7 separate regions of the Mus musculus genome follow, and regions 1, 2, 3, 4, 6 and 7 are each linked to region 5. The links are chromatin loops, found by intact Hi-C in ENCODE. Cell type or tissue: left cerebral cortex. All regions are shown on one strand. Region 1 has its middle 16 kb from the start of Gm30074. Region 2 overlaps Maml3 (mastermind like transcriptional coactivator 3). Region 3 overlaps Maml3 (mastermind like transcriptional coactivator 3). Region 4 overlaps Maml3 (mastermind like transcriptional coactivator 3). Region 5 overlaps Maml3 (mastermind like transcriptional coactivator 3). Region 6 overlaps Maml3 (mastermind like transcriptional coactivator 3). Region 7 overlaps Maml3 (mastermind like transcriptional coactivator 3).

What was found. A loop is a pair of places that touch in the nucleus more often than their neighbours do. Peaks named below come from ENCODE experiments on the same cell type or tissue, not always from the same donor. Only the 100,000 strongest peaks of a DNase experiment are listed, where the experiment ranks them.
Region 1: a loop joins it to region 5, with 8 times the contacts of the local background. A loop is called at or near these places in 21 of 42 quality-filtered maps.
Region 2: it touches region 5 in a loop (2.4-fold over the local background); 4 of 42 quality-filtered maps call a loop at or near these places.
Region 3: it touches region 5 in a loop (9-fold over the local background); 15 of 42 quality-filtered maps call a loop at or near these places.
Region 4: a loop joins it to region 5, with 2.4 times the contacts of the local background. A loop is called at or near these places in 12 of 42 quality-filtered maps.
Region 6: a loop joins it to region 5, with 7 times the contacts of the local background. A loop is called at or near these places in 14 of 42 quality-filtered maps.
Region 7: a loop joins it to region 5, with 3 times the contacts of the local background. A loop is called at or near these places in 6 of 42 quality-filtered maps.

Annotation. Positions count from the first base shown.
Region 1 is chr3:52,194,266-52,198,265 of GRCm38, forward strand. No RefSeq gene overlaps it. Among named protein-coding and RNA genes, the nearest start is that of Gm30074, 16 kb to the left of the region's middle. In left cerebral cortex, a CTCF peak has its summit at 2,282 (motif pointing left); DNase peaks (open chromatin) are centred at 2,336, 2,646 and 3,933; H3K4me3 peaks cover 1,010 bases; H3K27ac peaks cover 1,122 bases.
Region 2 is chr3:51,913,305-51,917,304 of GRCm38, forward strand. The region is part of intron 1 of Maml3 (mastermind like transcriptional coactivator 3); the gene reads right to left. Among named protein-coding and RNA genes, the nearest start is that of Maml3, 190 kb to the right of the region's middle. In left cerebral cortex, a CTCF peak has its summit at 1,681 (motif pointing right); DNase peaks (open chromatin) are centred at 1,851, 2,292 and 2,973; H3K27ac peaks cover 1,204 bases.
Region 3 is chr3:52,005,854-52,009,853 of GRCm38, forward strand. All of the region lies in intron 1 of Maml3 (mastermind like transcriptional coactivator 3), which reads right to left. Among named protein-coding and RNA genes, the nearest start is that of Maml3, 97 kb to the right of the region's middle. In left cerebral cortex, CTCF peaks have their summits at 2,009 and 3,704 (motif pointing left); DNase peaks (open chromatin) are centred at 78, 611, 775, 1,243 and 2 more places; H3K4me3 peaks cover 1,219 bases; H3K27ac peaks cover 1,934 bases.
Region 4 is chr3:51,883,242-51,887,241 of GRCm38, forward strand. All of the region lies in intron 1 of Maml3 (mastermind like transcriptional coactivator 3), which reads right to left. Among named protein-coding and RNA genes, the nearest start is that of Gm46803, 180 kb to the left of the region's middle. In left cerebral cortex, no CTCF peak of the experiment used is centred here; DNase peaks (open chromatin) are centred at 2,454 and 2,854; H3K27ac peaks cover 1,305 bases.
Region 5 is chr3:51,699,717-51,703,716 of GRCm38, forward strand. All of the region lies in intron 2 of Maml3 (mastermind like transcriptional coactivator 3), which reads right to left. Among named protein-coding and RNA genes, the nearest start is that of Gm46803, 6.0 kb to the right of the region's middle. In left cerebral cortex, a CTCF peak has its summit at 1,745 (motif pointing right); DNase peaks (open chromatin) are centred at 1,174, 1,503, 1,829, 2,445 and 1 more place; H3K4me3 peaks cover 1,294 bases; H3K27ac peaks cover 1,713 bases.
Region 6 is chr3:52,098,952-52,102,951 of GRCm38, forward strand. All of the region lies in intron 1 of Maml3 (mastermind like transcriptional coactivator 3), which reads right to left. Among named protein-coding and RNA genes, the nearest start is that of Maml3, 4.1 kb to the right of the region's middle. In left cerebral cortex, no CTCF peak of the experiment used is centred here; DNase peaks (open chromatin) are centred at 1,359, 2,161, 2,509, 3,341 and 1 more place; H3K4me3 peaks cover 1,679 bases; H3K27ac peaks cover 1,394 bases.
Region 7 is chr3:51,878,172-51,882,171 of GRCm38, forward strand. All of the region lies in intron 1 of Maml3 (mastermind like transcriptional coactivator 3), which reads right to left. Among named protein-coding and RNA genes, the nearest start is that of Gm46803, 170 kb to the left of the region's middle. In left cerebral cortex, no CTCF peak of the experiment used is centred here; DNase peaks (open chromatin) are centred at 1,848, 2,673 and 3,948; H3K27ac peaks cover 455 bases.

The DNA.
Region 1 (4,000 bases), 490 kb after region 5:
ATCAGGAATTCAGGGATGGCCTAACTGCATGTATTTGGGTCCAAGTTCTCTCGCCCTGGGTAAGAGCCTGGCTGGGACTACAGATAGGATGATTTACCTAAAGTTCGAGGATCTGCTTCCAAAGGGCTCACACGTAGCTGGCAAGTTGCTGTTGGCTGGCGGCAGGAGGCCTTAGGTTCTCGGCTCCATAGCACTGCTTGGGCATTCTCACGACACGGTACCTAGTTTTCTCCAGAGTTGAGTGACTCTTGAAAGCGAGATAGCAGATACACTGTCTCCTATGTGCTGGCCTTAGGGATCATACTGTCATTGTGCAATGTCCACTTCTTTGCACCGGTCACTCTTCCTTAACGTGGGAAGGAAATACACAAGGGTGTGTGTACTGAGAGGCAAGTTTTAGCTCATCTCAAAGACAAGCTACTATATCTACCTCTTGGCTCTGCCACCAACTGTGGCAACTGACTGCAGGAATGGTCTGCCTAATGCCTGAACCTCCCGCAAGAGTTCTACAAACCAGATGCAGGTGGAAACACTTGAGTAGCCTTTTAGAGAAAGGTCAAGGGCTTCTGGGTCCTTAAACCGACTTGGGCAGGTCGGAGCATGACAGATGTATTTCTCTCTCAGTATACCCTAACAAGGACAAGGCATGGTGCCTCCTTCACTGCTATTCAATCTCTGCTTGGGTAGCAGTGTCTAGATGGGGATAAGCAGTCACCAATCGCCAGGCACAGACCAGCGCTTAGAATACAGTTTTAAATCCAGTCCCACTCCTACAAAGCTCTTTTCTACTAGAGTATGGCTCTAGTCATCTGGTGGCCAGCAAGAGTTAAGAAGCCTCCTTAAGTGTTTGGGGTGACAGGGTGTCGTGGTACACGCCTTTAATCCCAGTACTCCGGAGGCAGAGGCAGGAGGATATCTGAGTTGGAGGCCAGCCTGGTCTACAAAGTGAGTTCCAGGACAGTCAGGGCTACACAGAAAAACCCCGTCTTGGAAAACAAAAAACAAAAAAACAAGAACAAACAAACAAACAAAAGTGTTTGGGGTGATAGCTGGGAATCCTGTGGGGGAAATGTGGCCTCGCAGGACTACTGTTCTCTTCCTGGAAGGGAAATGACCTTTCTGACTCAAATGAGAGAAGCTGCTGTCAGCAATTGCTCGATTCACCTCCGGTATGTCCGTGGATATCTCAGCGAACTTCCATTGTTGTCTGTAAGGTAGTCCAATTCTAACCATGAAGTTTAACCAGCTACTAAATGGGGGAGCCAGGACTTCAACTTGGCAAGCCTGACTCCAAAGCTAATGGTATACACTCCTGTCTCAGAGAGTCGCAACAGAGACTGGGTATAAATCACAAGAGGATAAATTCCAAATAGAGGAAGGAGGTCTCTCACAGCTTTGGCAAAGCCAAAGATGGGAGCTCAGACATCTTGATGGCCATTTACTTGCACATCCAGTTGTGCCCCTTTCCCTTCTAACTTGGTGCTAGCGATGCCAGGTCTGTCCTAAGGATTGTAGACAGTTGTTTGTGCTGTCTGCAACCCCCACGCCCCCAAGTGAAGCACTATCTTAAAATAAATAATCAAGACTCAGAAGGCTAAGTATCACAGCCTGTGACTGATAGGCTGGTGAGGTGAAGGGTTGGGGAGCAGGGTGGGGAGTCGGGGGACGGTATTAATAAATTCAAGGTCACAAAGCTCCCACCTGCCTATACACCTTCACACCAGGTTCTCCTGCAGAGGCTGGAGGCTAGGTAAGACATCTAGACTCCAGGTGCCAGCACAGGCCAGCGACGAAGAGGGGACAAGGTCCTCAGTGACTCCTCCTGGGGGTGGACACGCGTGGATGCCGGGGACAGATGTCTACTTGGGAGCCTCCTGCTGCTCAGAGGCAGGTCTCCAAGCCCCGTGGGAGGCTGGGGTCAGAGGTGTGTGGGACTCCCACACTAGGGTCGCGGTTCTCCTATGGCGGGAGCCAAGGATGCAGCAGCTCTTCCCGGGGACAGAGACCAGAGGGAGGGCGCCCTGCCCAGGGCCGCCGAGGCCCTAGAGGCTTTGTGTGTTTGGAGCCAGAGCCCCCACTTCCCTTCCCCGCCTCCTTCCCGCTCTCTTTCTCCGGGACCTAAGTCCCAGTGGAGGTTCCAGCAATTAGCACGCAAGGAGGGGGGCGGCCGGGGGCGGGGGGGGGGGCGGCGGCTGCGGGAGGCGACAACCCCGTCCTTGCCACCGGCCGCGCTTCCGCCAGCACTGCCTTCGTGCGCCACCTACCGGCCATCTAGGAACACTGCAGCGTCTGCCTGAACTGTTCCTAGGCAGATCTTGATCTCCGTGGACAATAGACAATGGGATTTTTTTTTTTTTCCTGAACAATGATTTATTTTAGGGGGTGGGGACAAGGAGAAAGGAGGGAGGAAAGGAGGGAGGGAGGAAGGAGCACTGTGTTTGTCATCGCTTTAGAAAAGAAAAAAAATCTCTGTTCTGTCATTGTTTCTGCATATCCATTATATGGAGGACAAAAGAATCCGGTCCTGGAACAACAAAGCCAAGGGAAATGTTTTCCGTGGCTGACATTTAATTGTGAGCACACGGTGCTGCATTATCATGGGGAGAGACTGGAGTAGGGGCATAGGCTGGCTTCAAAAGCCTGGGTTCTTTGCTTTAGCGTGTCCCATTTTGTATGGCCTCAGAGAGCCTCACTCAGATTGTGTGTTACACACAATTCCATAATTCTATAGTTTTTCAACCCACCGCAGGGATTCCTTGTGGATCATTTCATAGCTCCTCCAGAGTCTGCTCTTTTGCAGCTTGCAGAAACAGTCAGCTTTTCTTCACAGCCTTCATATGGATCCTTAATAAAATAATCTAATCCAACACACACACACACACACCGCTATCCTACCAGAGCTGTTGGAGACATTGGAGAACTTAGTCCCAGCCTGTCATTTGACAGATGAGAGAGGTGAAATGCTTATCCAAAGCCACACAACTAATTAGAGATAAAGGCAGGACAAGATCTGCTTTGCCCATCCTGGTCTTTGTGACCTGCCTCTTGCCGTTTTGATGCCCAGCAACCTCTGGCCTGACCAGTTCACAGCCATGGTCTCTTCCTTTCTGGCAGCCATTGAGCTTCCTTGCAGGAAGATGGGTGAAAACTGAGGGGGTGGGACGGACAGGCTTCCTAGCTCAGTGGCAATTCCTTCATTTATTTCTCCTTTATACAATGAAGGGGGCAGTATCTTTATTGGTTATTTTTTGTTATGATAATATGCAAAACTGACTGTAGCTCTCCATAACTCTCCAGAAACCATTTCTCTTGTGATACAGGGTTTGAACTCCTGTGATATAAGAACAAGGAATGTCTTCCATCTTTGGGACTATGTTTGGCAGTCTTCTGATAAAGGGGGCAAGTGGCTCCCCCCCAAAAAAACTTCAGTAATTCAAATTTCTTTGCAAGACCCTGTGATATTATTATTATTTTTATTATTAATTATAGGGGAGATGCAGACCACTGATCATGTGCTAAGAAATAGACACATTTTTTTCTTGTACCAACTTGCAAGAACATCCCACCACAGCTACAGTTGCCTTTAAAGTCCTCCAGTGTCACACTAAAACAGTTTCAAATAAGCCAGGCACAAAAGCAGCCGGCATGCCTTACACATCGTTCAGCCTGTTTAAAGCAAACAGACCCACCCCACGGTCCACAGACAACTAGTCAACAAGCAGGCGAAATTTCCAAACAAAAGACCAGAACATTCCGGAGCTCTCTTTAAACTGTCTTCTAAGAGCTGGAGAAGGAAACACTGGGTGGGCAGGCCGTGCCCGAACCTTTCGGCTGGGCTTCCGCACTTGTAGAACATTGGTTTATGCAGGGACCATGTGACACGGTAACAGAGAGCTCAGATCTCTAAATCTCGTTTTCCTTTGTGTCATCCTCCCTCCACCCCCTCCTGGATGGTGAGTCACCCGTCTCTGCAAAAAAGATCCACAGTTCAGTGATGTCC
Region 2 (4,000 bases), 210 kb after region 5:
CCCCAAAGACAACGTTATAAAGTGATCTTAAACATGTAAGGAATTATAGCAAAGCTCTGAGGCATAAAAGTTTTTCTAGAAACTTCTTTTCCGCCATCTCAACCCTCTAACTCGGACTTTTATCTCATTATCCTAGTAAATGCTCACACAGTGCCGCGTGGACATGCAGATGCTCTGAATCATCCCAATCTTACCAGGGAGACAGCATGCATGCCGTCCTCATTGTATGTGTGAGGAAACAGAGGCGCTGGGCAGATAAACATGGGATCGCAGAGTCAGAGCTGGGACGTGAACTCAGGCAGTGGCACTTTGGGGCTAAGCTTTTACATGGTGCTCCCTCCTTTCCTATCTGATGCCATTCTGCAAGTCCCCAAGTAGGGACCGAAACCAATTCCTCCGAGCCCTTATCAGACGATGTTTTATCAGAACTGGGCTCCTGCTGTTTTAGGGCTGGGTATTGGCCCATGCACTTGTCTGCTGAGAGCAATGTTAAAAAACAAAAGAGACCATTTTCAGTGACTATCGATTATTTCAGAGATTATGTCACAGACAATGTGTCACAAGAAAACCAGCCAGCCTGCCACATAGGCAGATAACACAACTTTTATACCTAAGACACTTTCAACATTTGACTTTATGGAACTATGACCAAAATGTTCTACTTTCAATTTACAAGTATAATTACTCAACTACAGAGTCCATAATTACAAGTTCACAACATCTCTGAGTGTTGCTTGGGGAGAGGGAATACTCCTTCCTCTATTTTCCAGGAAGTGCTCATGATACATAGCAACCTAGCTTGTCTATAGTGCTCAGAAATTGGGTCAAATGCTAGTTGAAGCTGGGCATGACACATGTGTCCATAATCTTGGCAGCTGGGAGGCTAACACGGGAGTATAGCAAGTTAGAGGCTAACCTGTGCTAAGTCTGAGAGCCGATTCCCAAAAATAAAAATCAAAGGAAGAGAAAGCAACATCCAAAAATTAAAATCTTACACACACACACCCCAAAAAGTAAAAAAAAACTCTTCTAGTTCAGTTCAGGTGTTGTGAAAGTAATCTTTTTTAGACACGAATAATATTTATATTAGCATCTAGTATACACTGCAACACAACCATTTCATCTGTAAAGTTTAGACTTGCAAACTTTGATTTTTAGTAAGTCTACAACTTTGCGCTGGGCCACATTTGTAACCATCCTTGGCCCCGTGCAGCCTCGGGTTAGTGTTAGATCAGAAAGGCAAATGATTTTCCGTAATGTGAGTGGGTCTCATTCAATGAATTGAAGGCCTTTGGAGCCAGGATTGATATTTGTAAAAGAAGCAATATTCTGCTTTAAACCTGGATCACAGAAAACCCGAAGACTTCCAAGTCAAGACTATAACAGCCATGCTTATCAGGACAGCCCACCGGCTTGCTCTCTAGGCTTTGAACTTAGTACATCCCACACTCCCATTAATGAGCCAATTCTGTTTAAAAATATCTCTCAGCCAGTCCTGTCCTCCCTCTTTCCCCAGCACATGCTAAGTAGCTACACTCTAAAAAGCAGAAATAGAGCTACCTTCTAATGGTTTTTTTTGACAACCCTACTTTAAAAAAATTACTTATTTTTATTTCCTATGTATGGGTATTTTGCTTGTATGTATGTATATCACCTGGGTGTAGTACCACGGAGGCCAGAAGAGGGGGTCAGACTCCTTGGAGTGGGGATTACAGAAGCTGGGAGCTGCCCCGTAGGTGCTGGGAATTGAAGCTGGGTCCTCTGTAGGAGCATCCAGTGCCCTTAATTGCTGAGTCAAGTCTCCAGCACCCAGCTTTGTTCTGTTAGGGGTTTACAGGTGTTTGGCAAGATGTGAACGGAGCTGCTGTGGGGGAGACTGTCATCTGTTATCAGTACTGTGACAAATCAACTTCCTTCTCTCTAGAGTGAAAGAGCTATTGGTTCTGTGTCTCCGGGGCACTATAAAGGCCCCAGCATCTTTCTCCCTTTGCCTCTCATGCTGGTGGTTGAAGCACAGGGGTGCAGAGATCCCACCTCCATCCTGATTTCCCAGTGGTTCCTATGGAGAAAGATGGAGTGGCCACCTCCTGAAATAGTACATCTCTATGTGATAGTCTCTCCCCACTCCCCTGGCTTCACGATGAGATATTTGAATCCACATGCCCTCTGGGAATGACTGTGGTTTGAAGGCTACAAAGACACACATGCTGGTCAGTTGCTATACCCAAACAGTGCCCCAGAGACTCATAGCTGCCCTGCTCAGCAGTGGTTAGCCCAGTCCTGTTGTGCTTACACCAAGGACTTCTGTGTTTTCTGGGCCAGCCAGAAGGACATTGAAGGGGTAGTTCCTCTAACAGATGGCATTTTGATAACCTTCTCCTTCCACTATGGTGGAGACTGACCTCACTTCTTTGATTGATCCTGTCTTCTAGCCACACACAGGTTTGGTTTTACAGGTCTCATTCCACTTGTTGGAGACCCTTCCTACTAGGGCTTCCAGTTTCTCTTGGTCACAGTTCCCAGAGCTAAGCCCCAGTGGGGAAGCACTTGTTTCCTTAAGAAGAGATCTGGACCAAGCCTCAGATCCTTTCTCTCCATCCTATGCTAACCTTAAACCACTATGCTTTGTAAAAGGCTGGAGACCAGGGGGTGGGGATGGGGGAGTCAGAGTAGGGAAATCACCTTGGCCCAGAGCTCTCTTGCTTTGGCTTCCTCCATAGCAGGCTGGCTGCCTAAGTGTTTATACCATCCGCTGATATGAATGCACTAACACGAAGAACAGCAGCTACTGCAAGCATGGAAGCAGCAAGGACCAGAAAACAGATGCAGAAATGCCAGGGCGAGCGAGGCTCCATCCTTTTCTCTGCCCCATGTCTCCAGGGAGGCAGCAGTTGGCCAGTTTAGGCCACATGACACTGCTTTCTCTCTAGATTCTTCCTTGCTATCAAACCACTCCATCCCCACGTTTCTATTTCAGGGGCTGACGTAGGCAGAGTTGTGGAGGAGGGAGCCATCCCCTCCTAGACTTTAGGCTTCCCTTCCAGCTGCTTCTGCGTTTGTGGGGGAGGAACAGGACGGCTGCCACGACTCTAGCAGCTTGATGAATGCTGCCCTGGTCAATGTTTAACTTAACAAGAGCTTTTATTGCTGACTTGTGTTTGTTCTTTTCCTCCCCCAACCCCCAGGTCTAATAGCAAGGAAAGTTTTGTAAGCAAAAAAAACAAAGAAGGTTACCAGGAAAATTCTTGGTAGCAAAGTCTTGCGTTGAAAGGAGGCAGAAGGGGGCTTTAAGCTCCAGCTTGGGAAGGTTGATTGTCACAGGACTATAGAGATCCACAGGCAGCCTGCCATGTGTGGGTGTCAGAGGCCCTCTGTTCTGGGTACCTCCTGGCTTAAGTGTAGAGAGGTCATCTAGAGGCAGCTCAGGAAATGATCAGGTTGCGGACAGAGATCAGTAAGTAACTGGGTTTTTAGAACCCTTATTTATTTATTTATTTATTTATTTATTTATTTATTTTAAATCAGTCATGGTTGTGTGCATTATAACTCAGAGAGAGGGGGGGATTGAGAGAGATTGAGATAGATAGATAGATAGATAGATAGAGTAAGTAAGTAACTTGGGCTAGGACTATGAGCCAGCCTAGAGTATCAGCAGGTCCATTCCCCATCCTGTCAAAAAGAAGGCTGGCAGCAGCTGGTAAATGACAGCCAATGCTGTCCTCTGACTTCCACATGCATAGTGTGTACCCTACCACCACAGGAACACACATGCATACAGTGTGCACCCCACCATAGGAACACATGAATGCATGGGCCCCTCCTCCCAGAGAAAGGGGCCGGACAGGCAGCCAGTGTCCTTCCCACAGACAGGAGCGGAACTCAGGGAGCACACTGACCTCCCACTGTCCTCTCAGGTGACGGGAAGACATAAAGAGGAAGCAGGTGCACTTCAGAATGGTAACCAGCAGAGGTGACCACCTTCCTCACCGAACACCTGCAC
Region 3 (4,000 bases), 310 kb after region 5:
CCTTCAAGACACATCACACCCAGCACCTACACGGGCTGTTAGAGTCACATGTGTGAATCTGAGGCAGGACACCTAAGGACTTAGAGGGATTTGCCTTTGGCCAGCTGTGTTGTTAGGAGGTGGGTGTGAAACCAGGATTGAAAGGAGAGAATTCTCAACGAGAAGAAGAGAAGAAGCAGAGCAGGTCCTGGCAGGTTCCCTTGGCTGGAGCATGGCGCCTGCATCTCAATAATGAAGTCAGGGCCTGGCTCCCAACTCTGCTCTGGATAAGGGGGGAGGTGGGTAAATATATCAAAGCTGAGTTGAGCTTGCTGAAGGAAGAGTCAAGTGTACAGAACTCTCTGGTCTTCCTTCCTTCCTTCCTTCCTTCCTTCCTTCCTTCCTTCCTTCCTTCCTTCCTTCCTTCCTTCCTCCTCCTTCTCCTCCTCTTTCTCCTTTTTACTTCTTAGCCCATTTTAGGAGTTTTACTTTAGACCCAGTAGATGACAAAGGCATTGCATGAACCCGACACACCATAATGTGTGCACGCCTCTGGTTTAACCCAGATGAAACCAGAAGCAGGGAGAACAAGACTGGTTCCGAATCAAGACTGGTTCCGAATCTTGTCTAAATGTTGCAAAGGCTGCAGGCAGCACTGGCTACCTTTGCTCTTCAGACTAAAAGGGAAACATTGGAGTTCCTCAACCTTTGTAAACATTTCCCCGTGTGATCCCTTCGGCTTAATCTAGCCTTAGCTGTGCTTCCTCCTATAAAAGCCATTTAGCTCTGGTTCAAACAAAAAAACCAAGAATCCGTGTAAAGGCTGGGAAAGGCAGATGGGGAGGGAGAAGGATCTTTTATTCTGTGGGATCCCGAGTGAGGAATGGAACAGGTTTCATCCTTTTGACTGTGCACCCCAATGGCAAATCCAGGAAGAGGGTAGAAGAAACCTAATGCTGTCTGCTAAAGGCCAGGGGACACTTGCAGTTATCAGCGCACACAGGAGGGCGTCTTGTTCCTGGGCTGCAAAAGCAGTGGTGCCTCTCACCTTCATCACCAAAGAGAGCATTCTCCATGAAATCTGTGTTGTCCCGAGGTCAGATCTGCAAAGCTATAATTATCCAGGTAACTCGGGTCCGATGTTTCTCAAAATATCCAGGTAATTATAGGAGAAAGGTCATTTCCTCTATATAATCTCAAACCTACCACTGGCTGTCTACACTGGCAGTTTGCCAGTCAAGATCGCCTGTCATTTCCATTTTGTTCTTTACTAGAATTTGCCAAGGACTAAGAATCCTAATGGGGGAGTTTTAAAAATGACTTTTGTACGGATACCGCTTCCTTCACCACCACCCCCCCCCTCACCAATGTTCTGCCGGTGTCCTCACAAGATGTAAAAACACCCTCTGCTAATTTTTAACACTCCAATGAATTGCATTCTGGGAAAAAAGATATTGTGAGACAGAAAGGAAAGGAGAGGGGTGAAGAGGAGGAAGAAAGGACAGAACGGTCCCAGGGCCTCCAAAACTGAGGACCTTAACTGCTTGGCCCTATTCCGAGAGAGAGAGAGAGAGAGAGAGAGAGAGAGAGAGAGAGAGAGAGAGAGAGAGAGAGAGAGAGAGAGAGAGAGAGAAAGCACAGGTCTGCAGGTCAACAACCCGCTCTTTCCGACTATGGGCTTTGACAGCAGGGGTAGTTTCGGGACGGGAAGAAGCGCATCTGCATGGGGAAGCCACTGTTCCTTTGCTTCACAAAGGAAGAAAAAAATGGCATTTATCCCAAGTAAGGCAGAACGTGGTAGGATTCGCCTCCCCCATCCTTTCTTCCCCCTTCCTCCTCCCATCGCCCTCACCGCCACCGCCCCTTCCTGTCGGAAGAGAAAAGGTGGGAGGGGGAGGAGGACCCACCGGTCACAGGCGGCGCGGTGGGATTCTCTTTCTTTGGCTTTTACCAGCCAATGGGGGTCAGGACGCTATTGGTTCAGCATCATGTGCGAGCGGGTGCCTCTCGCTTAGCAACAGCGAGCAGCGAGCAGCGGAGGCAGGAAGCAACGCCACCTGGCCCAGGGAGTGTGCGATGCTTTAAAAGGGAGACAGAAGGGGAGAAGAAAGAGCAATCTAGCTTAACATATTGTACTCCCAAGAACAAGGCTTCATCAGGCTGATAAAGACAGCCAGCCAGGCAAAAACCGGACACGAGCTCTGTCCCATGAGCATGTCTGTATCACCCTAGGTGGTCTACACATAGTTTTTGTTTTAAGGGACACTCTACTGTGCTGCAAGGGAGGTGGATGGAAAGATGGTTATCTGGGAGGTAGGGGTGAATCTACAACTCTCAGTGAGTTCAGTCAGTCTTATTCTCACATTAGGGTATTACTAGAAAAGACAAGTAAAATTGGGTGTGCTTGAAAAGGCAATTGGCTAGGTAGGAATCATGGCTTTCTTCCTTTTCTTTTTCTTTCTTTTTTCTTTTTCTTTTCTTTTTTTTAATTAATCAACACAGTAGCTGTTTCTAAGTGCTAAATTCCATCATAGTGGCCAACAATTAGCCCTTTGGAGTAGAAAATGGCAAAAGAGAAAGACAATCCTGTAAAGTGTGCTGTGCTGTGTGTGTGTGTGTGTGTGTGAGAGAGAGAGAGAGACAGACAGACAAGACCTGGGCTGTGTGTGTGATGTGGTGTGTGTATGAGTATGTATGTGTGTAGTGTGTGATGTGGTGTGGTGTGGTGTGTATATGAGTATGTATGTGTGTAGTGTGTGATGTGGTGTGTGTATGTATGTATGTGTGTAGTGTGTGATGTGGTGTGGTGTGGTGTGTGTATGAGTATGTATGTGTGTAGTGTGTGATGTGGTGTGTGTATGTATGTGTGTAGTGTGTGATGTGGTGTGGTGTGGTGTGTATATGAGTATGTATGTGTGTAGTGTGTGATGTGGTGTGTGTATGTATGTGTGTAGTGTGTGATGTGGTGTGGTGTGGTGTGTGTATGAGTATGTATGTGTGTAGTGTGTGATGTGGTGTGTGTATGTATGTGTGTAGTGTGTGATGTGGTGTGGTGTGGTGTGTATATGAGTATGTATGTGTGTAGTGTGTGATGTGGTGTGTGTATGTATGTGTGTAGTGTGTGATGTGGTGTGGTGTGGTGTGGTGTGTGTATGAGTATGTATGTGTGTAGTGTGTGATGTGGTGTGTGTATGTATGTGTGTAGTGTGTGATGTGGTGTGTGTATGTATGTGTGTAGGGGGAGATTTTGGGTTTCTCTTTGCTGCTTCTGTGATTCAAGAGGTATTTTGAGGAGGCTGGGATGAGCTCTGAAGGTCTCCCTGCCTGCCTGTAGCAGACGTTGTGCCAGTGATAATAAGGAAAAGCATCCAGCTCATTCATATCCCCTCAGAGTACATAACCTCCCCTTCCCCCTGTTCTAGACCCCCCTACCATGCTCTATAAAGACCCCCTAACTTCTATATCCAATAAACCCCAATCCATCCCACAACATCCAAGACCCGGTCTTAGACTCCAAACCACAGATGACAAAGTACCTCCTTTTATTTCTTAGAGGGGAATGTAGTTAGTCAACATGGGTCTTCCCCTGGTGTCAACTGGTGCCCTGAGACAAAGACCAGTACTGTGGAGGGCACAGATGGGCTACACCCGGCAGCACTGTCTAAAGCAGACCCGGTTAACCCCTTCTGTGCCGAGCTGAAGAAGTCACTGACTATACTGACACCTACTGCTCAAGAACAGTTGTACATCCTTCTCTAGCTGGGTTCTTCAAAGCAGCCATTTGCCCCACTCCTGGGGCACCGCTGCATGCCCTCTCCTACCCCTCCCCCGCCAGGTTAACAGTTCAATGAGGGCACCTGAAGCCCCTCACATACAGGCTGGCCTTGGCACCTACCTGACACTCAAGTCTCCTTTGTAGGGATACAGCCCACTATTAGCAGAGACCCAACACAAGAGGGACAGATAAGAGGTTGCTAAAAGTCCACACTGTCTGCAGGTGAATCCTCTCGGAAATAAACGG
Region 4 (4,000 bases), 180 kb after region 5:
ACACCTCCACAGTGAAGCTGGGCAATGTGACCAGTGTCTGTAGAGGCTCGCTGAGGTCACAGAAGCAAATGACCCACTGATAGAGCCTAAAGACTCCGTCACTTTCCTGTAGTAGTTTGATTGTAACTGCAGGATTTCGACAGTGTTCCTACCCACCCTGTGGGTGTTCTGCCACTGACACAGAGATATACAGACATAAGGCTCTGAATGACAGAATCAGGATTACAGAATATTGGCACAGCTGACTTCTTAAAATGAAGGCTTACAAAAAATGGATTTTAGGAACTCTGGAGACCCTGAGAAGTTGTATGTAGAGTTTTGTGGGAGGCTTAGAAAGATGGCTTGGTGTTTAATAAGAGTTTTGTGATCTTGTTTTGTTTCGCTTTTTTTTTTTCAGAAAGAAGTCCAAAGCTTTTTATCAGATTCTTAGTATGACTGCCGGATCTCCAAAAGTTTCAAAACCAGACTCCTACAAGTTACTTAATAAGATTTGCTAGGTACAACTGTAAAGTTTTGTGTTTTGTGTCAAGAAAACTGTCTCTCGAGTACCTTTGGTTTCAGTCATGTCTAATCTCCTTTAACTCTGGGCTGCACTCATGAATATTAATGAATGTAAGGTCTCCAATCCAGGGAGATGCAGGCATGTTCTGCTGCAGTGGCCTCTGGGAGGCCGAGCATCAGGTGCCACGGAAAGCCACCCAGGAAACAGGTCACATGGGAGAGTCCGGGATATTTAAACAGAGAGTGAGAATAGTGAGAGGGCAGGAAGGGCATGGCTCGCCCTTATATAGCTGGTGATCCCCTGGTACGAAAAGAACTCAGTTTACCCCGTGTAGGTCTAGACGTGAAACTAAGATCATGGTTCCTTGTAACAGGGAAAAGACCCCATCCTCCATCTATGGAGGAGCTGGCGGAAAAAGCGATTAGGGAGATCCAGCTGCCTCCAGAGGCTAATGAGCTTCCTGTCTCTTGAACTTTCCCTAACCAGGCTGCATGTTCATCTGCCAGGGATTTGTAAAGGTATTTTTTTTATTGGGTGGAAGTTAGGAGAAAATGACCTCTTCTAATGCTATGAGCCTTCTATTAAGGTTTCCTGTGTCTCGTTAGCATTTCTTAGTCAAAGGCTCATACATTATTTTCCATTTGTGGAACAGACACTCAAGGCAAATCACTCGAAAACGAGAAAAGTGACTCTAAGTTTTGAGCTTTACACATTTTGTTAAAGCCAGGTGTACCTGGGCGTGGCCAGTGCATGTGCCTCACACCTGTCACTCTTACGAGTTTCTAAGGTTTTATCAGAGGTGGCCCCACCCTCCTACATACCTCAGTTCAGTTAATGTATGGGCCACTTCGATTCCCACCTTACCCTCTCCAGTCTATCCTCTGCAAGTCATCTCAGCACTAGGGAAGCAGAGGCAGGGGGATCTCTGTGAGTACAAGACCAGGCTGGTCTAGATAGTGAGTTCCAGGCCAGCCAGGGCTACACAGAAAGACCTGTCTCCAAAAAAACAAACAAACAAGCAAAAACAAAAACAAAAAACCCAAATAGCCAAAACAAAAAAAAGAAAAAAAAATTCAGGTCACGCTTTTCCGTCTAAATTTCTACAGATTTTCACATTCATCAAAGTTAAATTTGTCACATGGCTTAGGAGATGCTGGTTGGCTTTACACATTTTGGCCCCACCCTCTCCTGTAGCAAAGCTCTCTTACAATTATGACCTATGCTAACTCTGCAGTTCCCTGCCTGTACAGAGGGGCAGACTCCCAGGATTGAGGTTGTCCTGGCCACTCTGCCTCCCTGCCATCTCTTTCTCTCACTTTCATCTGTTTGATCTTCATGGTGCCCCTTGTCATGATGTATAATCCCCTCGCCTGTCACTCCTCCCCTTGGGCCACCTTCTTCTCCACAGGAGTGTAGACTCGGTGGTAGTGACCTTGCCTGGTTACTTCTTAGACGGCCGAATCTCAGCCAACCCCTGAGTGGTTTCCAGGATGGACTGGAGAAACAAAGGGTACAATGAATGAGCAGTCTCCTGGACAAGTCTGTTCCCGGGGAAGCTGTGTATAGCCCCAAACATGTTCTTCTCCTGGGTCTTAAACATGAATATGTATTCAGTCTTCCTCCTTTTGGAAGTGCTATACAGATCACAAGCCCAAGAATTTTGGAATGACCCTCAAGAAGCTCCTTCACAAAACTGAAATCCTAAGATTAGAGAGAATTCTTTCAGTGAAGAGAGAGAGACACTGCCCGAAGCCACAGTTTCCTCCCCTGCACCCTGGGGTAAAATCCCCCAAGGGTCCCTAAGACAATCTCCCCGTCCCCACCACTGCTGAAGGCTCTCAAAAAAAAAACATTCTGGGAGCAAGGAACAAGAGATTCTGAGATGGGTGACTGAGGAGGTGGGAGAGACTCCTTCTCTGGAGTTCTTTAAAAATAGAGCAGCCATCTGGGATGGTTTAGATACGGCCTCTCTGAAAGGCGGGGGATTGGAGGGGGATGGAAGATCTAAGGCCCATCTCATCTTGGATTTTCTGATATTTCATTTTCAAGTTTTACTCATGGCAAGAGCCTGAAAAGAGCTAGAAATTCACTTTTTTTTTCTTTTCAACCAATCACTACATCCCATTTTGCTTCCAACGGCAATTCTGCTGTCTCAGTAGCCCCCGTGCTTCAGAGGGGCGATTTGGATGTTATGGCCTTTTGTGTTCCATAGGAAGTTTGGGTGAAACTTGACTTCCATTCTCCCTTTCAGAGGAAGCTACTATGGGAGGTGTGTTTAGATGTTGGGAAATGATTGCTGGGGACGTGCAAATCCAGGCTTGGGTCCTGGCCATGCCACTGGAAAGGACAGAGCAGGAGGAAGCAATGGCTGGAGGAACTTGGCCAGGCTCCTGTGGGCTGTGGTGCAGTCCACACTGGGACCTGCTGCAAGAGCTTAAGCCTTGGAAGCCTCGTTTGCTGTAACTATTGCTTCTCCATTTTGTTAGCTTGATGGAATTAAGCTCAATAAAGCCGACGTGTGTAAACAACAGAGAGTGTGCTTTTCTGACAGGAAGCCATTTTCTGATTCTCCTCTTGTTATTCTTGCTTTTTGCATCAAAGCCTCAAGGTCAAAAGAATAATGGATTTTAAGACCTAGAAGGTCACATTTTACTATTTTTTACCATAGAGGCCACACTGGAAGAAAAAAAAAAGAGCCTTGTTAAATTTGTTCCTCAGCAGTATTTGCATGCCATGACTATTTTTTTTTAAACTCAAATAAACTTGATTGTGATTATCAAATACATTAATTTTAAAATGCTCATTGCAAGAACTCCTGTACCTAACAGACTAATGCCCAATCTGAGGCAAGTTGTTTATCCTTAAAGAACACAAACAGCTTCTAATGATGACATTAAGTCAGTTAAGAGTGTCCACTGCTTTGGGGGAGGGCAAGACCTCAGTTTCCAGAACTCATGTCAGGTGGCTCACCACTGCCAGCTCCCGGGGCTGTGACACCCTCTTCTGATCTCTAAGGGCATCTATGCTCATTTGTCCATACACATTCATACAGTCTCACACGTAACATAAGTAATGAAAATAAATCTTTAAAAATATTGCCTTTAAGTCAGATCAAAGGGTCTTCACAAATCAGATTTGGAAATTGATCTTATCTTGTCACATGATTTCAGTCACACACCTATAGCCTTTCCTTCCCTGATTGGTCCTAGGACAAGGGCTGAGTGTCTATGCATTTGGTCTTCAGGGTCTGTGAGCACTGTTACTTCTAGAACTTCAGTATCCGAGGGTCAAAGGCAGAGTACGGATTCCCTGAGGTGGTTATTTTCTTTGTTTTGTTCCTTTTGCTTTTCTTTTCTTTCTCTTTCTTTCTCTTCTTTTTCCTCTTCTTCCTCTTCCTTCTCCTTCTTCTTCCCTGTTATCTGACATAAGTTGGGATCACCTGGGAGTAGGGGATCCTCAACTAAGAAAATGCCTCTATCAGATTGGCTTGTAGGCAGG
Region 5 (4,000 bases):
TGCACGCACGCGCGCACTCCTATGTGCAGCTGAGGTTAGAAGAGCTGGAGTTCCAAGTAGTCGTGAGCCTCCTGGCACAGAGGCTGGGAACAGAACTCTGGTCCGAGAGGGAGGAATTTGCATTCTTAACTGTGGAGCCATCTCCACAGTCCACAGTAAAGGCTTTTACTTATGTGAGTCCTCTGAAATCAGGTGGAGAGCTATGAAATATTCTTAATGTTAAAAAAGGACCTTTATGGCTGCAGGTATCTAGGTACACAAGAGACTTCCCTTATCTTCTAGTTCTGCTTGCTACATGTTTCTAAGCCCCTCCTTCCTACAGGATCAAGCTGTTTCTCACCTTGAGAGACAAATGGCTGGTCAACTTAACACTTCATGCTAGAGCTAGCCAGCCAGCAGAAGGACAGATAATAGTTTTTCTCTCATGCATTTCAGTCTGTTTAATATTTCCCAGTTTTGATGAAGAGAGATTTGAAGGGAAAATGAGATCCAAGGAAAGGCACCATTTTCTTTAGCTTGTTTTTGAAAAGAGCTGTTCTTTCTGGCCCTGTTTCTCTCCATGCACTTTGAGATTTTATTGCCCCATGTGACCTCTCTGCATAGCGGAGGAATGTAGCCAGGAGCGAAGGGCTGTGTTCATAGCCTTCTCTTCCCTGGGAAAAATAAGAGTGGCAATCGAGGTGACGATGTTCATACACCCAGCCACATTTTGTCCCTGTGGACACAGTCAAGCCATTACCTCTGGGGTTTTCATTCCCCAAATGGTCCTGTCCCCAAAGTTAAGGTTCTCAATGCTGACTACATGACCCAAAATGGCTGCAGTGTTGCCTGTCAAACACAGCATCTTTAGGGGCTCCCCAGCAAGTGCACAGGTGTGTGCCAAAGTGTGAAAGCCCACCATGACTGGCTTTACAAACGAAGCTGGTGCGGGCAGCTGTTTATGTCGCAGGGCTCTTTTAACCTCGAATCTAAGAGGGCTTAATGAGAAATAGTCTGTCAAACTCTAGGATTCCAAGTCCCTGCTCGTGTTTCTGTGGAGGACACACACTGGGTTGTGCAATTAGAGAAAGCCAGAGTGAGCTTTCGTCATGCGACATGTAATGCCTTGGAGCCAAATGATGCAGTATTTTTAGTTTTAATTACTGGTTTGTTCTCCACTCCCAGCCCAGCGACCTCCCCTTGCTTTCCACCCAGAATCTTAATACATTCTCCTCTCCTTGAATCCAATTTGCCACGCAGATCTTCCAGGCTCTCCAAACACTCTCACTTTTCAGTAAAATAAGGGAAGGGAGCGAGCGAGCGAGAGAGAGAGAGAGAGAGAGAGAGAGAGATCAAAACCAAAGAACCTGTCTTGCACATTCACCTTCCGCTCCAGGGACGAGAGCTTAACAATTTTCCAACGGCTAGAGCAAGGTAGGCGGGTGTAAACAACACTCTAGCCTCCCCCAAAGAGGCAGTTTCCGACTTCAAAAATCAGAGGCGATAAAAATATCTTCCGAGAACAGCCAGCTGTTTATTTATAAACCCACTTGTGGGGAAACTGGCTTTCTCTGAAGGGATTTTTTTTTTTACCCCCAGGAACATGCAGCATGTGGGTGATAGGGGCCAGAGATGCGGCGGGTATGAAAGATCATTGGTTCCTGGGAGGGACAGGATACGACATCCTATGTACTTGGATCCAGCAGACCCTGAGCTTCATCCTTTTCTAGGTGGCCCCGAAGGGACCCTCTTGAGCAGCTGTCGTTCTGCCGGTAGCCCAGCAGAGGGTGGTGTGAGCCCGGGACCGCACTCCAGGCCTCGCGCTGAGTTCCCCCCACCCTCCGTCCCCCCACCAACGCAGATGGCTTAATCAGGGCTGGGTCCCCCGCCCCGCCCGGGCCGCCGCTGCGGACGTGGAGCCAGGCAGTCAAGTGTTCCTGCGTACAGCAGGTAGCCTGGCAACTGCGAGCATAATACGGAGCAGATGGTGTTCGCACGGCGTGATGGACATCACACACGACAGCCTGAGACAATCCAGGAATTCCCTGGTGGCTCGAGGCCCTCTTTGCACAAAATGAGTTCTCTCACCATGGCGGTGCATCTTAAGGGGTGGAGGTCTCTCCCTTCCCCACTCTCTGACACCAAACTGGTTTCTTATTACCGACTTTTCTCCAGCCAGAGGGAAGAGGGACTTGGCAGGGTGGGGTGAGGGGTGCGGGTGGGGGGGGCAGGAAGAGGATATGGAAGAAAACCGAAGGATGGGGAGCAGGAGGAGATGAAGGGGGGCAGTGGCAGCCAGATCCAGGGGGGCACCTCGCTGTTGGAGGGAGCCAGAGAGGCACAAAGCCTGTGCAGGGAGAAGGGACCTCCGCTCACTCTACAACCGCGTGGCCTACCAGTCGCCCAAATGAAATTTAGGGTTTTCGTTAAAAAGTCCCCTGAGGCGTAATTTAGCCTCTTCAACTCCAGCCTATCTGCTTACAAGTCCTCAGGGGGCTCGGGCAAAGCGCGCAGGAGTGGGGCCGGGAGCTCCAGGCTAACCAGAGAGCGCCTCACTGCTTGGAGATCCTAACAAAGACCAGGAGCTCAGGAGCAGGGTGGGTGCCCTGGGGCCCCTGAGAAACTCAGTCTGACGCTCTGGGGGTGGGCATATTGCCCAGTGCCACTACTGCGCGTGTTCCTGAAGCCTGGAGACCACAGAGGAAAGGGCATGTATATAGATAGGGCTGTTGTGGGTAAGAAAGAGTTGGAGTAAATCAATAAGCAAACAGAAAGGCTACCTAGAAAACAAATCTCTCTCTCTCTCTCTCTCTCTCTCTCTCTCTCTCTCTCTCTCACACACACACACACACACACACACACACACACAAAACTGGGTCAAGTAATAGGGAAAAAAAATCCAAGCAGTCTCAGGCCAAATGAATTTTTGACTAAATTGTAAGTATCAAAAGACTTCATATACAGTAGAAGGCTAGAGGCTGTCTACAAAGGCAAGTTTTACATTTGAGCAGCAGGCAGGGTGAATCCATCACCAAAGGACCCCTGCTGTGACTCCCAGAGGCACGGGGCAGGCCATCTTGTCTCCATCCAGAGTCCCTTGAAAATCCTGTTTAAAAAGTGGTCAGTGACAATGGACACTTTGGAAGATGAAAAAGGCTAAGAAGATGTGAAAACTGCCTCCTCATTCCATAAGAGCAATCTGTGTACAGCCATGGCCATGAGTCCATCCAGCGGCTTCGAGCCTGGTCCAGGCTCACCTTACATTAGCATTCTCTGGGAGCATGGCAGAAATTCAGATTCCCCAACTCCACCAGGCCTACGGAATCAGACCAAGTTCTCCAGGTGATGGGAGATCCTGTAGGAGTTTGAGAATTACTGGAGCGAGTAATCCTGGCTGATTGCAGCCTGGCCCTGATTTGATTGCAAACTTGCATTTTCAAAATCAAGCCTGGTGCAGGCTTGCTCTGGCTCGAGTGTGAAATCTGCGGCATTGAGAATCAAACTCCCCCCTCCCTGCTCAGGGCTGTTAGGCTGGCTCAGTGATATTTGTCACGAAGACTAAGAATTCTCAAGAGAACTTGGGGCTATAACTCTTTCTAGAAGGATGGTATTCCACTTGCAACTGATCTCTAGAAGCTGAAAGGTAGCCAAGACCAAGGGATGAGGCTTGGGGGAGGGGAGTGGGAGTTGGGGGTTCCTTGCTAAGGGAGAGCATCAAGTATGCCCCGAATTTCCCTAGGGTAGCATGATAGAACGCTATGGATTGACAAATATCCCCTCTGGCTGGAAAGGGTTCTTTAAATAAAGAGGAGACCACAGGGCCACACTAGAAGATAACAGACTCATATGAGGAACTAGGCATAGGCAAAAACTCTGCTAGGTGCCTTTACCTATGTAATCAAACTCATTTCGTTGATTAGAAAGCGCAAGTCTCTGAGAGGCTAGGGAACTTGTCTGATTGTCCCACAGCTGGCGCAGCATCTTTGGGATTTGAACTTTTTCTATCAAAACAGACATCTGG
Region 6 (4,000 bases), 400 kb after region 5:
GGAGTAGAGAAAAGAACTAGTGGAAAACCAACAGAATATTCATCACCCACAGAAAATTCCTCTAGGAGCGTTCTCAAAGTAGAAGAGCTTTGGATGCATCCAGCTGTTACTGTGTACCATGCAAAACGGTTTCTTGTACTAGATCCTGGGGAGAAGGGTGTCGGAACACAAGAGAACGCTTGCTCTCAAGCCTTCTTATCTCAACCAAATAAAAGGCCCTGTTGGGAAACCTAATAGTGAGCCCTGGGCATCACAGGCGTAGGTAGAAAGTAACTCAACGTAAGCAAACCTTACAGCCATCGATCCTCATCGTGCCTACAGAAACCAAACACTGGCCAGAACGTGCCCCTTCCTCTCTTAGTATGTGCCAGAAAATCAAAAAAATAAAAAAATAAATAAATAAATAAAATAAAAATAAATTTAAAGTGTGCCCTTGTGATTCTAAAAAGACAGGAAGAGGAGTATCAAAAATGCTAATTCCTTGGGAGTTGGCTTTACCTGGGAAGGGCCTCAGCCTGGATCTCACTTTGTAGATTATGATTAATGATTAACTGGACTTCTACTTTGCTGGCTGACTGCTGGCCACTCCACACTAAATAAAATGTACCATGGCCAAAGAATAAAACAGGATGATATGTATTGCTGCTTGAAAACAATGCCTTCTGAGACCTAAAGAGAAGAACACCATATTGTTAAGGAAAGAGAAAGAAAAGTTCACAGTTTTCTCCAGGCACACTAAGTCAGGTAATGGGAAATTTGCAAAGACCATCCCTCTTCCCCAGATAGCAGCCAGATAGGATAAGTCCAGGCAAAGGTCACCATAAAATAAAATTTTAAAAGGCAAACAGGATTCACGGAGGAGAAAAGTTCAGTAGTGGGCTAGTATATTGGCATTTCCTGGCTCTAAACCAAGGATAGATGGGACCATTTTCAGAAGGGGTGCAGTTATATCCAATATTCAGTGATTAATACATATATAATCGAATGAATTTTATGCGATAAACTCTTCGGAGCATGGGTTCCACAGATTTACACACTCTGCAAACGGTCTATAAATTGTTGGGCTGTTGACAGGGAGAGCCATGAACAGCACATTTCTCCAGGGTCAGTAAGACTACAGCCATTTTGAGATGTCAAAACCACGGTGATGTGCTTCTTGGTATCTCTAAACGATGACATCCTGGTCAAGTCCGTCCGTCTTGGGCTTGAAAAGCAAAACATAGCTGATCTTAACACTGGACCCAGAACCTGCTCCAAGAGCTGGAATGAACGTATTTTGCTAACAGAAAAAGATCTTTGGAAAGACAACTTCTCCACTGAGATTCTTAAATTTGTGAAGTCAACAGTTCTCACCAAGGGATCTTTAGGGGCCAGGGTGGGGGGCCTTCTGTAAATATAAAATGGTGATGACCAATGTTGGATTTCTACCTGTGTAGAAAGGACCTGTCACTTGAATATACACTCAAATCTGGGAGTGTGGCCTGCTCTATGTATGCAGCAGCCTACAGAGAACCCACGATGACCTAAAACAGGGACTGGGCAAGACTACTTGCTCCCCACCTCCCGTTGCTTTTGGCTTGCTAGTTTGTGTTGTCTGTCTTTCATGCCTATGCTTGTAAATGTGTAAGACAGAAAAGCAAAGCCAAAGAAGCAACGCCCTCATTAGATTGTCCTCTTAACCCAAGCCAGGCAGAAGGAGCCAATCGATATTTAGTACTTTGGACATATTGGTCCTAAGAAGGTGAACAATAGCAATAAAACAGAAAAGAATCCTTTTCGATTTTATTTTTATCATCACTGTTGTTTGGCTGTGGCTGATCACCGTTTTTCTTTAGGGCTTTCCAAATAGTGAGTCCAATCTGAGAACTAAATTTAATTGCTTTGTGCCCCAACAGAGTACCACTATAATCCAGCAGTCAATTCAAGAAAATGAAGAGGAACATTTTCTTAGTAACCCATCTTGAAGTTTTTTTTTTTTAATCTCATACATAGGATAAGCTTAAAGTAGTCTTCCATCCCAGAGGCGGATGTGAATTCTGAAACTAATTATTTTCCAGGAAAATGTAACCCATAAAGGATGGCTATGTTAATTTCTGTCTCTGTACACAGACTCTACACACACGTCTTTGCTTAGGATTGAAACGGTTTATTTTCATCCCACGCGTCACACATTCTTCACACTGGCATCTGTGAGGTGCCTGTGATTCGGCAGAAGCTAGAATATACTGTTTTGCACACGGGTTTGGTATTTCTATAAGTCAATAAGCTAAATTATTGAAAACTGGTAGAAAAAAATTGATTTTCAGGCAATCGTTTTTCAAGTTTGTTATTAACTTGCCGAAGTAGAATTCATTGAGAAATTTATAGCTGTTGTCTTCATCTATTCAAATAAGCATTATATTTTCATTTTGAAGTTAACCACTGTCTTGGGCGAGCTCCCTCCTAGGAATTCTCAGAATACAGGCTGGCTGTACCTGCGGGTGTCTTAGCACAGAGGCGCCCCCCACCCCTGTCTTCCTTCCACAACCTAAAGGTGGTTAAGGGAGTACAGAGCCCAGAGAAAAAACTTTTTGGCTCCTGACTCTACTCCTTTTGCCTTCGAACCAGGTCTCTAAAAAAAGATAGTGGCTTTTGTTCCACAGTCGTTCAGTACCCCGCCCCCAGCATCCATCCCCAAAGGTCGTAAACTGTATCAGAAGACGGGAATTTTGGATCTCACGCAAAAAGTCCATTTTGATGCAATTGGGAACAGAAGGTGTGTGAACATTAAAGGGGGTTGAGGGGCGGGCAAGAATGGAATCCTTGATGCCTGGCTTATTCTACTACAGCCTCAGGTTCGCTATCTCCCATGACTGAGAGTGAGGGCAGGGAGGGGGACTAGGGGACTGCGAGAGACACAGATGACACCTAGGTCCCCCAGCTACAGTCAAGACCCCGATCTCGTCCCAGCTCAGGGTACAATCAGGAAAAAGCCAGTGTGTGCGTGGTTTAGAGCTTCCTGTTTTTTAAGACAGAAGCTCCCTAGAAGACTCTGGGACCCGGGTTCTTCCTCCCACCGCGCTGGTGGCCTGGGGCGGCGGAGGGGGCAGGGCCGGAGGCACTGGGCGGTCCCGGGGACTGCGCAGGGCCGCCAGGCGGACAAAGCGCCTCCCGCTCCCTCCCCCACGGCCGCGTTCCAAAAGGGAGGGGAAGGAGGGCCCGGGGGGGGGGGGTGGGGGGTGGAGAGGGAAGCACGCGAGGGAGAGAGGGGAGGAGGAGGGCGCTGCCGGCGGGACTGGGCGGGAGCGCACTGAAGAGGGAGGGCAGGGAGGAGGGGCCAAGGAGAGCAGAGAGGAGGGAAGGATTCTTGAAGCCCAAGATAAACAAATTGTTCCTCTTCACGTGCGGGGTGGGGGGCGGGAGCGAGCCAGCTCTGAGGCCTTCCCCTCCCCCACACCGGCTCTTTGTCACCGCCCGCCCTCCCGAGCGCCCGGCGACACTGGCACCACCCCTGGCGCTCCGAGATCCGGAACGTGCGCGTCGCAACAGAAAGCACTCGGGAGAGGGCGGCCGGCACCGGGTTCCGTGCAGCCGGTGAAGGCACGGTGGGGAGAGCGAGCGCGCTCCGTGGAGAAAGCTATTACCGGGGCCCCGAACCTAGCGACACGGTGGGGGAGGGAGTGCACACACCTTTCCCAAGCTTCCGGCCTCCCCCCTCCTCCTCTCCCAGAGAAGAAAGCTAGAGAACCCTAGAGAGGAGATAAGAGAAAGGATTCCACCCTCGGGGTTAGGGGTGGGATCGGCCCCTTCCTCCTCCTAGCACTTAAGCCATTGGCTGCGCATCCTCCCGCGAACCCACCCACCCGGCCATTTAAGCCTTTCTCCTCCCTGCTTTCCTCCACTCCTCCGGGCTCGTTACCCGTCGCCGGAAAGTTGGTGAAGTGCGAGGTGGGGGCAAGTTGGAGAAGAGGATAGGGAGCAAGCCTAAGCCTTAAGGCAGGGTCAGAGCACAGCTCTGGCT
Region 7 (4,000 bases), 180 kb after region 5:
GAGAAAACCAACTGTGGTTTCTGCAGATAAAATCAGTTAGGATGAGGTCATACTGGTATAGAGTGAGCCCCAAAGCAGTACAGATGGGTCAACTTATAAGCAAGTGGTCATGTAAACATAGGTGACACACAGGGAGAGAGCCATGGGACAACAGAGTTGGCAATGGTGGGGTAAAGTTACAAATCAAGTAGGTTCGATCCCACCGGTAAACTGCAGGAGAGCAGGAAGGAGTGCCGAGGAAGCTCAGCCCTGCTCAGTCCCCGACTTTCCCTACACAGGGGTGCGAGGACACACATCTCTAGTGTTTTCTAAGTCACACTGTCTATGGCACTTTGTTATGGAAGCTTAGGAATTAATATAGCAAAAGAGCATGAATCTATAGTCCGCCAAGGTCATCCCATGTGAAGGCAGAAATGAGCATTTCCAAATCACTGTGTGCCCCACTTAGGAGCAGCACATTTTGTGACCTCCGTGATAATCTAGGCAGTATGTCAACGTAATATATACTTTGAGTCACAGTTCTTACTAAAAGGTTTTCCGTCTGCCCACACCGGTCAGAAATGGGATATTCGCAGAAACACACTGAACTCGGCTTCTAAGAAGCACGGAGCGGAGGTGCCACTATCTGAAGGAAACATGCTGAGAACATATCAACAGCTGTCCTGTTTGCATGCTTGGGGGTTTATCTCACTTACATTTTCCCTCTAATTTTTTTTTTGAGTCCTAATCCTGAGCATTCCTATTGTTCTAGCTGTAAACGTCACAAGTCTTCCTGATTTTCAAAGTTTTATGTATGTCTGCTTTTGTGTGCACAGTTCTTTATGCCTAGCCCCAATAAGGTTTTGTGGTTGTTGGGATCCCCGGATGGAACCCAGGGTCCCACCACACATGCTCTGTGTATGTTTACACATCCGTAGCCCTCCAGGGACCTTTTTGAAAAGCAGTAACACATTTGTTTTCTGACATCTACACTTGAGTTTTACGGAAAGAACTCAGAGATGAAGCGATACGCACAGACAGATGAAGCCGGTTAAGAAAATCTTGGTGGCTGGGAGCTGACTCTGGGCAGCTCTCTGAGGTAAGTGTGTAGCCGGCGAGGGCTATAAAGCCAAGGGACCTTGTGGGGTCAGCATTTCCATTGACTTTGGTGTGAGATGGGGCTGAAGTCCTTCCCAAGGTCCAGCAGGTGTGGCCAGGACGAGTAGCGCGGATAGCGCTGACCTAGAAGCCGCGGAGATGATGCGGTTAAGCGGAACAACCTTGAACACTGGCCAAGTCAAAACACAAATCAAACACACAGCCCTTCTCTCCTGCAGCCCACTGGCTCGCTCCCTTCTAAGCACCATTCTAGCTTCTGTGACAGTTCACCTCTGTCCCAGTGAAAGAAGCAGCAAAGGACTCTAAAGGGCAGTTGCAAAGAAAAAGAAACAGAATAAAACAGAAAAACAAAACAAACAAACAAACAAACAAACAAACAAAAAATTCAAAACCCAGAAAAACCTTTGGATACAAAGGAAAAAAAATAGTCACAAATTCCTTCTCTCCATTCTCTCCCCCACAGCCCTTCATATTAGAAACAAAACAAAACAAAAAGTATTTAGATTTTGGCTTTTCATGAAAGACATTTACTAAAAGTATCAGTGTCCCCAAATTCCAAAGCAATTTCACAACCATAAAGCAATGAGGGAGGAAATGGTTTCAGCAACGCCTTAAAAACAAGCACCCCACGCCGCTTTGTGGAGTATCTTTATAAATTATAAAAGGCTTTGCAAAAGTTAATTCACTCCTTCAGTGGCAATGCCTGGAACATCATTTATGCACTGGGCCCTGTGTGAGAGGATGGTGCTGCAGAGATGAATAAGGCCGAGTCCGCCTGGAAGAACTTGTAACAGAGAGAGGCAGGTAATAGTATTACTCACTGCAATGTGCCCAGGCTTCCAATGCCTGCGCCTGCAACCAGCTCCCGGAACCCTGATTCTAATTCATAAAGGAATCATATTGTATGGGGAGGAAGCGCGGGGGAGAGGGATGGAAAGAGGGAGAGAGGAACAGAGGGAGGGAGGGAGTATGCGGGGGGAATGACCACAGTAAATCTCATAAAGGTGGCAGATCACTCCAGAAATGGCACAGCAATCGGAGCTTAGGTCTCCTCTGAACTAAGGGCAGGGAAAGAGGAGATTGCAAAATGCTTAACGGAACAAAAGCAAAGTGAACACAAGCCACAACATGAGGGACATTCACAGTGGAGCCGACGAGGGAATTATAGATGGGACTAAAATCAATTAAAAAGGAAAATGAAACAAGCTGGAACCAAGTCAAAAGCATCTTTCCCTTCAGCGCTGCCCCGGAGTATCAGCTGCAGAGAGACATGGTTTCATAGACAAAAGATCCAGCTTTGGCGCTAATATCCCAATTTGCACACATTTTGGGTCCAATTGAGATGAGCCAATACGAATATCAAACTCAGGTTTACAGATGTGACCACAAGCTTGCTTAAAACCATAGGCTGAGAAGCGACTACACATGTAATAAATCCGAAATCATTCAATTACCTTCACTCAACTGGGAGGCTTATATTTACCCAAAATAGGCATCAGCCTCCCGTATGACAAAGACATGCAAATGACTCCCATGCTGCAGAGTCATTCCAGGGAGTTTATGACTCTGGTTTCAATTGTCAGAGGAGCAAGGGGAAAGGGTTGAGAGTGTGATCAGGAAAATACTACAGTTGTCAGTTGGCAACAGCAACGTGTTAACACAGCCTCTTGAATTAACTGCTATGGGAATGTCAGCTAGCAGGAAGAGAAGAAGAAAAAAAAAACCCTGCTCTTTGGAAACAGATTCTTGTTGCAAAATTTTCTGAGTTAATTAAGCCAGATTCCGTATTAGCAAAGAGAGAGATGGCCTCGGCTAGCTGATATTCGGTGACTCGGAGAGTGACTAGGTTAGTGGGCCTGTGTCTATTTTTAAATTTTATTTTCGGAGGGTCTCATAGAGTTTGCATAGGCCCTGTGTGTCTCCCTACCCATTATTATGTTCAACGCCAGCACATTAGCCAAGGATAGCCCAAAGATGTTCCTCTCTTCCACCTCTTATGAAGACCCAGGAACTACTGGATTCCTACAATGGTACATCCCAGGAGGGTGTTTGTATATGCCCAAAATACCTTGTCAAACCCAGAGATGAAATGGCATTTGGGATGTTCTTTGATTCCCTACCCCAAGGGATAAGTCACCTTAAATGGCACATGGGTTTACCCTGGACAAATCCTTACCTCTCCTTCATCTTAAGTGAAATTTGTTTTGAGGAGGCATGTGGGTGAGACAGGGAGGGGATAGGGATAGAGTCCCTTTGGAATCGAAACTTTGGTGAAAACCTGAAGTGAGACTGATAAGCAAGGCAGAGCCAAATCAGTCATAACTCAGATGCTCAACAGTTTTGGCTCTTCTCAAAGTTATCATCAGTCAGCATGTTTTAAGATAGAAGGGGGAGGGAGAGGGGAGGGAGAGGGGAGGGGGAGGGGAGGGGGAGAGGAGGAAGGGGTAGTAGGAGAGCGGGAGAGGGAGAGAAGAGGGAGGGAGGGAGGGGGAGAGAGAGAGAGAGAGAGAGAGAGAGAGAGAGAGAGAGAGAGAGAGAGAGACAGAGAGAGAGAGAGAGAGAGAATATGCCAGGCAAAGTTAAGAAGTCAAACGTGTGAGGTAAGTTAATGAGGCATCATTTATAGAAACGGGGAGCCTGGAACTGAGACATACTAAATAAACTACCTAAGGTCACAGAGCTGGCTCTGTTGAGCTGAGATTTGAATTTCAAGGTCCATGCTTTCCCATGGTAGGCCTCGCCACTTGAGAGTGAAAGGCATTGTTCATTCCCCAATGACAGCATGGCTCTTAAGCAAGAGAGGAAGCAAAGGAAGTTGTCCCTCAGAACAGTGCTCCCTCCAAGGGCACAGGAGGAAGTGCTCTCCTCCGCAAGTGGATTTCCTGTCAGGCCAGACAGTCTT